Regions from separate parts of the Homo sapiens genome. Here region 2 is linked to region 1. A link is a loop called in an ENCODE intact Hi-C map of the cell type or tissue named here. Cell type or tissue: dorsolateral prefrontal cortex. All regions are shown on one strand.

The links. Hi-C counts contacts between places; a loop is a spot of excess contacts. Peaks named below come from ENCODE experiments on the same cell type or tissue, not always from the same donor. Only the 100,000 strongest peaks of a DNase experiment are listed, where the experiment ranks them.
Region 2: it touches region 1 in a loop (2.4-fold over the local background); 16 of 110 quality-filtered maps call a loop at or near these places.

Annotation. Positions count from the first base shown.
Region 1 is chrX:103,327,362-103,332,361 of GRCh38, reverse strand. TCEAL7 (transcription elongation factor A like 7) reads right to left here and starts at 2,123. Exons shown (of 3, transcript NM_152278.5): 1 at 2,058-2,123; 2 at 1,322-1,439; 3 at 36-985. The coding sequence starts at 958. The coding sequence ends at 656. RefSeq lists an enhancer at 1,108-1,607. In dorsolateral prefrontal cortex, no CTCF peak of the experiment used is centred here; a DNase peak (open chromatin) is centred at 2,171; H3K4me3 peaks cover 2,352 bases; H3K27ac peaks cover 2,325 bases; H3K27me3 peaks cover 4,874 bases.
Region 2 is chrX:103,209,269-103,214,268 of GRCh38, reverse strand. No RefSeq gene overlaps it. Among named protein-coding and RNA genes, the nearest start is that of BEX4, 3.3 kb to the left of the region's middle. RefSeq lists a cis regulatory region at 2,907-3,190. In dorsolateral prefrontal cortex, CTCF peaks have their summits at 2,862 and 3,062 (motif pointing left); a DNase peak (open chromatin) is centred at 3,048; H3K27me3 peaks cover 4,079 bases.

The sequences.
Region 1 (5,000 bases):
TTTTCCCTATGAAAAGACTGAGTCTTAAACGTGTGTATCTGTAATAATTACCAGTTTATTACTCTGGCTAAGAGATCCAGAGGTAATTGGAGGTTTACATTTCATTTTTACGCTTCTGTTATTGAGAGTTTATTAAGTGTTTCATTGCCTTCCAAAGGCGATTGACAAGTTCTTTTACTGTCTACTTTAGGGTTTTTTGTGACACAAGTAATATACACACATAAACATATATTCATTTTTTGGCAAGTGAGAAGATGCAGATAGGCAAAAAGAAAAAAAAAGAGATCACACAGAGATTCACTGTTAACCTTTGGTGTATAATAAAATCAGACACTTTCCTTTGCATTATGTCACATAGAAATGTACAAATAAAGTGTACATATATACACACATATATGTATACACTGTTTTGCAACTCGTTATTTTCACTTTGCAATATACAATGAGCATTTTTCCATGCAAATGAATGAGACCTCTTATTAAATGAATAAGATTGGGTCAAAAGATGAGATGTTGACAAGAGTCATATGTAAATCTCAGCAACATCGAATGACTGGAGTAAAACGATAGCAAATATTTATCAAGAAAGTGCAGACAAACAGAAAGCAGTGGCAACATTAATAACAGAAAATAATTGAATTGTCAGAGAAATTAATTAAATGGGATAAGGACGGTCCCGAGAATGCCTATGGTTAGAATGCAGAGCCCTAAATTTCTTTCTCAGACCCCTTATCTCTTCCAAACACCTTTCCATCTCATCTCCCTCCCTTGTCATTTCTTCATCTTTAAAATGCCTATAGTCTATGTCCTCTTTAAATTCTTCGAGAGACTGAAGCAGCCTCTGTCTAAAATTCCCTTCTGTTTGCTGGCGTTCAAATTCTCCATACGGGCGTTTTTCCTCCCTCTTTGGCACGCTGCACTTTGGCTTTCCTTCGTTTTCTTTGCAGGGTTTTTGCATGATGTTGTTGTTGTTTCCTGCTTAACTCTAGGGAGAAAATGTAAAGACAAATTGCTTCATTACTTTTGAATCACGATTGTCAGTTTCTCTCTGAGGCAAGATACTTTCCCATCTCTGCCCCACAGGTCCAGACCTCATAAGTCTGCGGCAGTTCCCTCCACCCTCTCATCTCCCCCTTTTCTCCCCTCCCACCTCAGGAACCCACCGTTTCCCCAGCAGACAAAGCTAATGGCCTCTCCAATAGGCAGGAGAGGCGGAGCAGAAAAGGAGATGGACTGCGAAGCCGCAAATTTCGCCTAGCTTTTGCCCCTTCCCGACTCCTATCCTCAGAGATCTCAGTCTAAGTGCCTCTCTCATACTGACCTGTGCGGGGTAGTTTCCTGCTCCTTTTCTTCCCCCAGATGTCTGTGAACACAGATCCTGGGACCTCCAAACAAAAAGGAAGGGGCGGGGAGGAAGGAGCTATCTGTGGATCAACCAGCTCCAGAGACAAGACAGACGTTATTATTTTGAACCTGGGATTCTCATCATCACCGTCATCGCCCCCCGGATTTCTACCTCCTGGCCCCTCCTTCCTGTCTGTATCCTTTCCTTCAGGATTTCCGTTTCCACTCCCCACTCCTCACCCTCAGGCCTGGGCCTTGCAAGGCCCGCGTCTCCCTCCTTCGCCCCGTCCCGCGCCCCACCCCACCACCACAGGCCGGCATTGAGTGAGGTGAACTATTTTCAAATGATCTCTAAATTTCTGTTGTCTCCATCCCGGGATTTCAGCCTTTCTCCACACACCAACACATACCCCAGGCCTAAAATTTTCTCTTAACAAAATTGGAGAAAGATGAGGAGAAGGATAAAAAGAAAGCATGCCAGGGTGAGAGAAGCCGATTATTTCAAAGCTGTCACTAAATCTCTAGGTGTCTCTCAAAAGATTTCGACCTACCCCCTTGCTTCCCCCTGCAAAAGATACAATTATCTCCGACGATTTTGCAGCGGTTTTGGGAAAGCAAGTCTGGACCTATTCCAGTCATTAGATTCACCCACTACTGACCCCGGGGGTCCAGTGGTTCCTTCACTCCAACCTGCTGGGATTTAAGGAATTTACCTCTTCCTTCCCTTGGCCACAAGCACGCACGGCACGCTTGTCTGCAGGGCAGTAAGGAGCTGGTACCCAGAGGAGAAAGAAGCCCGGGAATATAAGGACTTCGGTTCACGTCAGCTCCTGATCACGTGAGGATTATGTCATCCCCCATCTCTGGTCCCCACTTTCCCCTCCCACCAGCAGCGCTGCAGAAGTGGACCGGCTTACCAACCTCCCACCCCACACCACACCAGGCCCTGTCACTCATTTTTGTCTTTGCTAATTCCAGAGGTCAAAAGTGGCGCCTTCTCCCTGTGGTCAGAATTTGCCTTTCTCTGATTACCAGGGAGGGGCTGCATTTTCCCAAAGTTATATTAACCATTGTTACTTTTTTTGTGGTTGTGCTGAGAGGGAGGATTACTTATCCTTTTCTAAGCTACAAGAAAAGAAAAGTGGCAGTCTCCTCCATCCAATCGCCTCTCAGCCACTAATAGCCATCATTTCCCTTGGAGTCCAATCCTTGAAACCAGATTGGAGGGAATGGGGTGAATTAGGAAAGGAGGTAATGATTTGGATTGTGCTTCTTACTTTTGTTTTGATAATTTCTTATTCTTTTCCAATTTTTCCATAAACTTATTATATACTTTTAATAATCAGAAATATGATAAAGATATGTACATTTGGAAAAAGATTCCAGATAGGAGGATAAAAAGGCCAGCCACCTGTTTCTGCTGCTGAAGTCATAATATAAATATAGACCCTTTAGGCAGACATATTTTTTGAAGTTTAAGATGTACAGGTCAGTTGGAACCTACTCTTTTGAGGGGCTCCCGGGCATGTGAGGTCCTTCCATTAGGTGAGTCACTGAGACCATAATCCTACAGCACCTTGCCCTTAGATTTCCAGATCGCAACTGTAAGTCACAAATTTTAACTAGTTTGAGCTCAGTATCATGCCCTCTTTCTTCCAGTTTATACCATACACATAACCCTTTTTTCTTCAATACTGTACCCCTAATATCCCAACTTTTTTCAACACTCTCATTCAGAAAAGAATAGTTTTTCATTTTCCCTAGACATCTCCATCCTATTTATGTTTTCCATGACCTTATTTAGCCATACTGATGTATTGAAAGCTACTTGTAGTACTAACAAAAATTAGTCACATTTAGCCACCCAACACACTAAACTTTTTGTTGCTAAGGATTTGGGTACTTGTCTAAGTAGATTTGCTCTTGATTTGTTAGCTTGAAATATATGCAATAGAAAGGGAGATGTGTAAACTTCTCATAAGTTGTTTTTAGGAAGATTGCAGCTCATTATGAATATAAAGTTACCACTAATCAGTTTGATATAAATGACTCCAGAAAAAAGTTCAGTGGTCAGAAAAAAGTCTTAAAAACAGTAGAGCATCATTGTCACAGTTATTAAGGAATGACTAGTTGTGATAGAGGCAAAAAATTCGTTTGTGGGGAGAAAAATTCCTGAATCCTCTGTGAACAGCTTTTCATGCAGATGGTTAGACTCAGAGTTATAAAATGGCTGAAGGATTCGGGTGTTGAAGACTTTGCATATTAGTAAGAAGAATGGCATTGGACAAATCCTAGTTTGAATTAATTGTACTTACTTAGCTTTTGTATAAACTTGAATGTAAAACTTGGATACTGCAACTTCTCTGTGCTTCATCTATAAAATGAGGCTAATAGTTTGAAGTATCTCACAGAGTTTTCAGGACTAAATTACATATTTAATATGTGTAAAACATTTAATACATGACTGACAAGTACCAAGGCAGCCTGAAGCCTAAATATGTGGGGGCAGGTCTGGCACCAGGGATGGGGGAGGTGGGTGAAGCTGAAGCCTGCAGCCCAGGGGGTCAGTTTGGCAGTGGGGCAGGCCTAGACACTGAGTTTTTAGAGCAGGCCTGGAGCCTGGGGCTGTGGGATCCAGACTAGTGCTAAAGCAGGCCTGGAGGCTCAGTCTGCAGGTACTGGCCTAGAGTCTGGGACCATGGGGGCGGGTCCAGTGCTGGGTATTACTGGGATGGGCCTAGTGTTGGGATCCAAGAAAAAGTCTGGTGTTCACTTCCTTCTCCTTCCCCCAAGTGGATGGTACCTCCAAGCTGTGCAGCCTGGGGTTCAGGAAGGGGTGATGTGGGTAATGTAAAACTTTCCTTCCTATCCTTTTCAATGTGTTTTTTTCTTATTTCTGTTCTATACCCAGGTGCTGTAATCTGCCAACTGGTTTCCTTAGCTCTTGCGAAATTATTTTTGTGCCCAGATAGTTGTTCAGATTATGTTTCTGTGGGAGGATGAGTGCAGGAAAGTCCTGTTCTGCCATTTTGCTGACATCTAGCTCCTCACATCTCAATTAATTTTTAATAAGGCATGAAAAAAGGGTAAAAAGGAACAATAATAAGATGGGACATCTGCAAGCAAATAGCAAAATACTAGTTTTAAATCCAATTGTATTAATCATTACATCAAACATTAATTGCCTAAGCATGCCCGCTAAAAAAGAAGAGTGTAGTGGTTGACTTTGGGTGTCAGCTTGACTAGATTAAGGGTTACTCAGATAGCTGTTAAAGCATTATTTATTCTCAGTGCTTCAGTGGGCACTGAGCCAGTCTCTCTTCTGCTCAAAGGGAAACCTAGGTGATTTTGCTTTCGATTAAAATGATTGGGCTTCCTCAGGTGTGTCTGTGAGGGTATTTCCAGAGGAGATTTACATGTGAATTGGTGGATTGAGTGGGGGAAGAGGGCAGCCTCAATGTGAGTGGGCACCATCTAACCGGCTGAAGGACCAATGGAACAAAAAGGTGGAGGAAAGGTGAATTTTCACCATTTCTCTACTGGAGTTAGGAAAATCTTCTTCTGCTGCCCATGGACATCATAACTCCAGGTTCTCTGGCCTTTGAACTCCAGGAACTACACCAGCAGCCACCCCCCACAACCCTCACCATACACCC
Region 2 (5,000 bases), 120 kb after region 1:
GCCTCGGCCTCCCAAAGTGCTGGGATTACAGGCGTGAGCGCCCGGCCCCTTTTTTGTTTAAGAAACAGTCTTTATAGTTTAACTTTATCTTAACTTTAATGGAAAATTTCGAACATTTGGAAAAATGGAATAGTATAATGCAAACCCCATGTACTAGTCCTCACTCAGATTCCACAGTTAACAACTCATGGCCAATCTTATTTCGTCTTTATCTTACCCGCTTCCCAACCTTAAAATTATTTCTGAAGCAAATTCTAGACATAATATCACTTTAGGCATAAATATTTCAAAGTATGTATCTACAAGATAAGGGTTTTCTTCTTTTTAGCATATAACCACAATACTGTTGTCACATTTAATAATTCACAATTCCTTAATATCATTTTATGTCTAATCTGTGTTCAAATACCCAATTGTATTATAGTTTTTTTTAACAGTTTGTTTGAATCAAGATACAAATAAGATATGCGCATTTTGATTGGTTGCCAAATTTCCTAAATTTCTTTTAATCTGTGGGTTTTCATTTTTTAATTTTTTCTTTAATTATTGATGAAATAGTCATTTGTTCTGTATTTTCCTACAGTCTGGATCTCAGTGGTGTCATTAACACATTATCTCTTTACTCTGTGGTTCCTATAAGATGGTAACTAATTCTAGAAAAGCATCCTGGAATTTGGGTTCAATTTCAATTCAAGTTTGTCCAAGGGAAAGCAAAGACTCTTTCTGTTTTCCTCTTTTTGGGATTTTAGCTGAAATATTTCTATAAAGAGACCCTTCCTATTTTAGGTCGGGCTCCCTAGAAGCAGAACTTGGAACAGAGATCCTTATGAATGTAGTTTCTTGTAATGCTCTCTCAGGTTAAAGGAAGTAAAGGCAGCAGGACAGGGCTGGGGAGCAGGGCAGTGATGAAGAATGGGGTTTAACTAGAGATTAAGTTTAGTTAATCGCACCTGAAAACTCTGAAGCACACACAAGTCATCCCACGTTGACAGTAAGTCACTGGCTTTTTGTAGCTCAGCGTCAGTCACAGATCAAAGTCTGTAGGTGGAGCAGAGCATAGTCTCTGGAGCAAGGTGGCTCCCATTTGGCAGAGAACAATTCCCTGGAGAAGAGGTAAAATGTGAGTTGTATGGCTCAGGCCTGTAATCCCAGCAATTTGGGGGGCTGAGGTAGGAGGATTGCTTGAGCCCAGGAGTTTGAGACCAGCCTGGGCAACATAGGGAGAACCCCATCTCCATACACACACACACACACACACACACACACACACGCATACACACACACAAATTTAGCTGGGTGTGGTGGCACGCAACTTTGGTCCCGCCTACTTGAGAAGCTAAGGAGGGAGAATTGCTTGAGCCCGGGAGGTCAAGGCTACAGTGAGCTATGACAGCACCACTGCACTCCAGCCTGGACAACAGAGTGAGACCTTGTCCCCTCACTCCTCCCGAAAAAAGATGTAAGTTGTTATCAGCCAACACACACAGCCAGGGAAGGTTTCATAGGTATATGACTTGTGCTGTGGCACAGGGCCCTGATGTCAGAAGAGTTCTACTCCTGGTTTAATGCTCTGCTGTCGTGTTGAAAGTTTTACTGATTTTATTTCTGAATACCGTCAGGCATAGATGTGTCTACAGGTTATCTAAACTGTATTCAGAAACAAGTCCAGTTGGCTTACAGGTGCCTCCAACTTTTGTGTCTCCTTCCTTCTCCCCTAGGTACTTCCATGTTTACTGCATACTGCTGTCCCTTCTACTGGCCTTTTCCCTTCTGCTGACCTAATATGCCAAAGCCCCATTGATTTATCTGGGCTTTTTGTTGAGCCAGAGACCCACTCTGTCCCTAACAAAGTGGATAAAGGTTAGGTGTGGTGGCTCACGCCTATAATCCCAGCACTTTGGGAGGCCGAGGCAGGTCTCTCTGAAAAAAAAAAAAAAAAAAGGTGTGCATAAAACCTCTTTCTTTATTTTATACTTACAGGTACTGTGAGATACACATATTCATCTGTGGTTTTTGGCTCATAATTCCCATAGCCTTTGTTATTTCCTAAGTGGCTAGAACAATCAGCATATCTTTGATTAAAGTATTTGGCCTTTTGTTTCGGAACAGCTTCAGAACCATAAACATAAAAGACTGTCTTTCTTGGCCGGGCGCAGTGGCTCACACCTGTAATCCCAGCACTTTGGGAGGCTGAGGCGGGTGGATCATGAGGTCAGGAGATCGAGACCATCCTGGCTAACACGGTGAAAACCCATCTCTACTAAAAGTACAAAAAATTAGCTGGGTGTAGTGGCAGGCGCCTGTAGTCCCAGCTACTTGGGAGGCTGAGGCAGGAGAATGACGTGAACCCGAAAGGCAGAGCTTGCAGTGAGGCGAGATCGCACCACTGCATTCTAGCCTGGGCGACACAGCAAAACTGTCTCAAAAAAAAAAAAAAGACTGTCTTTCCGTGTATGTTGGGGCTCTTTCAGGCTTCAGAAGCAGGCCTCAAAAGACAGAATTTCTCTCCCTGACCTTCTCTTGCTCTCCTTTCACCTACTCCTTTTTTCTCTCCAAGGCAGACCACATAAACTAAAAATATACTCTAGTTTTCCCCTGCCTTTCTGTCTTGGAGGTGGCCATAAGTAAATTCTCCGATTTACCTTGTCTGACTGTAGGTCATAATGATGCAGGAATGGGAAGCTCCCGTATTTGGGGCTTAGCCAGGGAGGCTTCTTGGCTTCACCCCGAAAAATAAATCAAGGGTGAGCTAGTGGTGTTGGGCAACAACCTGTTTTTGAACAGTACTGCTCTTTGTGGAGCAGGGCTAAATCAAAGGCAGTGCACCCAGAATCAGCAACATATGAGCTCTTGGCAACTATATTTATACTCACTTATTCCCACTTTCAATTACACACAAATTAGGGAGTGGGTTAATGCAAATTGAAGGGTAGGTTATTTAGAACTTTCTAGGAAAGGAGCAGTAACTTCTGGGCCATTGCCATGGCATTTTGTAAACTGTGGCACTGGGTGGGAGCGTCTTATACTAATGAGCAATGAGAGCAGCTAGAGATCGCTTTTGTCGCCATCTGCTGGTTTTTGCGTTTCTTCACTTTAATCTGTCAGGACCAGGGAAATAAATCCTGTGGGTCTCTACCTCAATAAGACCCCAATTCAGAAGGGGTCCTCCCCCATACCCAGGATGAAGAAATGCTGCACAGAGAGGCCAAGAAGAATCTGAATAGTCAGGCCTTGCTGGGTTTCCCTACTCAGTCTAATAGTGTTAGATTATACCCTTTTTGTTCAATCACATTTTTACATGGTTGTCCATGATAGCCCTGCCTATCTAATGACATCTTGATAAAAGGCCCAAGGGGATGGGACACAGAGAGCCTCTGGACAGGTAAACTCATGGAGGCCTGCAAGAAGGTAAACAAGAACTCATCAGCTTGCCGGGAGGGCAGTACACCCCAACTCCACAGGAACGAGAGCTCCGGTGCTCGGGACACTTTCAGACCTTGCCCTATGTATCTCTTCATCTGGTTGCTTACCTGTATCTTTTAAAATATTCTTCATAATAAGCCAGTACACACGTGTCCCTGAGTTTTGTGAGCCACTCTAGCAAATTAATGAAGCCTGAATAAGGGGTTTTGGGAATCTTAACCTGAAGCCGGTTGGTCAGAAGTTCCAGAGGCCGAGACTTGCCACTGGTGTCTGAAGCGGGGACAGTCTTATGGGACAGAGACTGCAACTTGTGGGATCTAATGCTATCTCCAGGTAGGTAACATCAGAATTGAATTGGGTTAGAGGATGCCCAGATGGTGTCCACTGCAGAGAAAAAACAGGGTTATTTTTGTTTTGTTTTGCTTTGTTTTGTTTTGTTTTTTAACACACTAGATGAGTACCGCCTTAATGTTGTTTGGGCCCTGATGTCAAACAGAAGTTTTAGGACAGTAGTCCTTTCTGCTGAGTGTGTGTGAGTGTGTGTATATCCGTGTCCGTCTCTACCGGATTTACCCAGTGGGAACTGAGCATGCCATGTTGACTCAGAATTGCCCAACTCTTGCTCCCCACAGGTGAGGAATATGATATGTCTTCTGGACTGGAGACTACTAAAATGCCTGCTAAAAACATATGCAAATTAAATAGAGAAAAATAATTTAGGCTGAAGCTGGTGTGTTCTTCCCCAACTCCTTCCAGGCTCACTCTTACCTGAAACAGTGAAAATATCGTACAAATTCTTGTTTTTCTTTATTTTTTCATAAGGTTCAAAGTATAAATTCTTAAGTACTGATTAGAGAGTTATCAGTCTTGAATTATGCTACAATGTAAATCATTTCTAGATACTATGCCTTAAAATTCCAGTAGAAATTATAAGATGTTACCTACAATTCAACATCTGATATCATTTTGGGGTTTTAGCACTTTTATTTAGATATAATTCCATATTAAAAATTCACCATTTTATAAAAAAATTAGCCTAGCATGGGGGTGCATGCCTGCTACTCGGTAGGCTGAGGGAGGAAAATCGCTTGAACCTGGGAAGCAGAGGTTGCAGTGAGCCGAGATCGCACCACTGCACTCCAGCCTGGGCAAAAGAGCGAGACTCCATCTCAAAAAAAAAAAAAAAAAAAAAAAAAAAAGGAAAGAAAAAAAGAAAAGAAAAAAGAAAAATCACCATTTTAAAGTGTGCAATTCAGGGCCGGGTGTGGTGGCTCATGCCTGTAATCCCAGCACTCTGGGAGGCTGAGGTGGGCGAATCACTTGAGGTCAGGATTCTAGACCAGCCTGATCAATATGGTGAAACCCTGTCTTTACCAAAAAATACAAAAATTAGCCAGGCATGGTGGTACACGCCTCTAGTCCCAGCTCCTGGGGAGGCTGAGGCAGGAGAATCGCTTGAACCTGGGAGGCAGAGGCTGCAGTGAGCCGAGATCACTCCTCTGCACTCCAGTCTGGGTGACAGAGTGAGACTCCATCTCAAAAATAAATAAATAAATAAATATGAAAAATAAAATAAA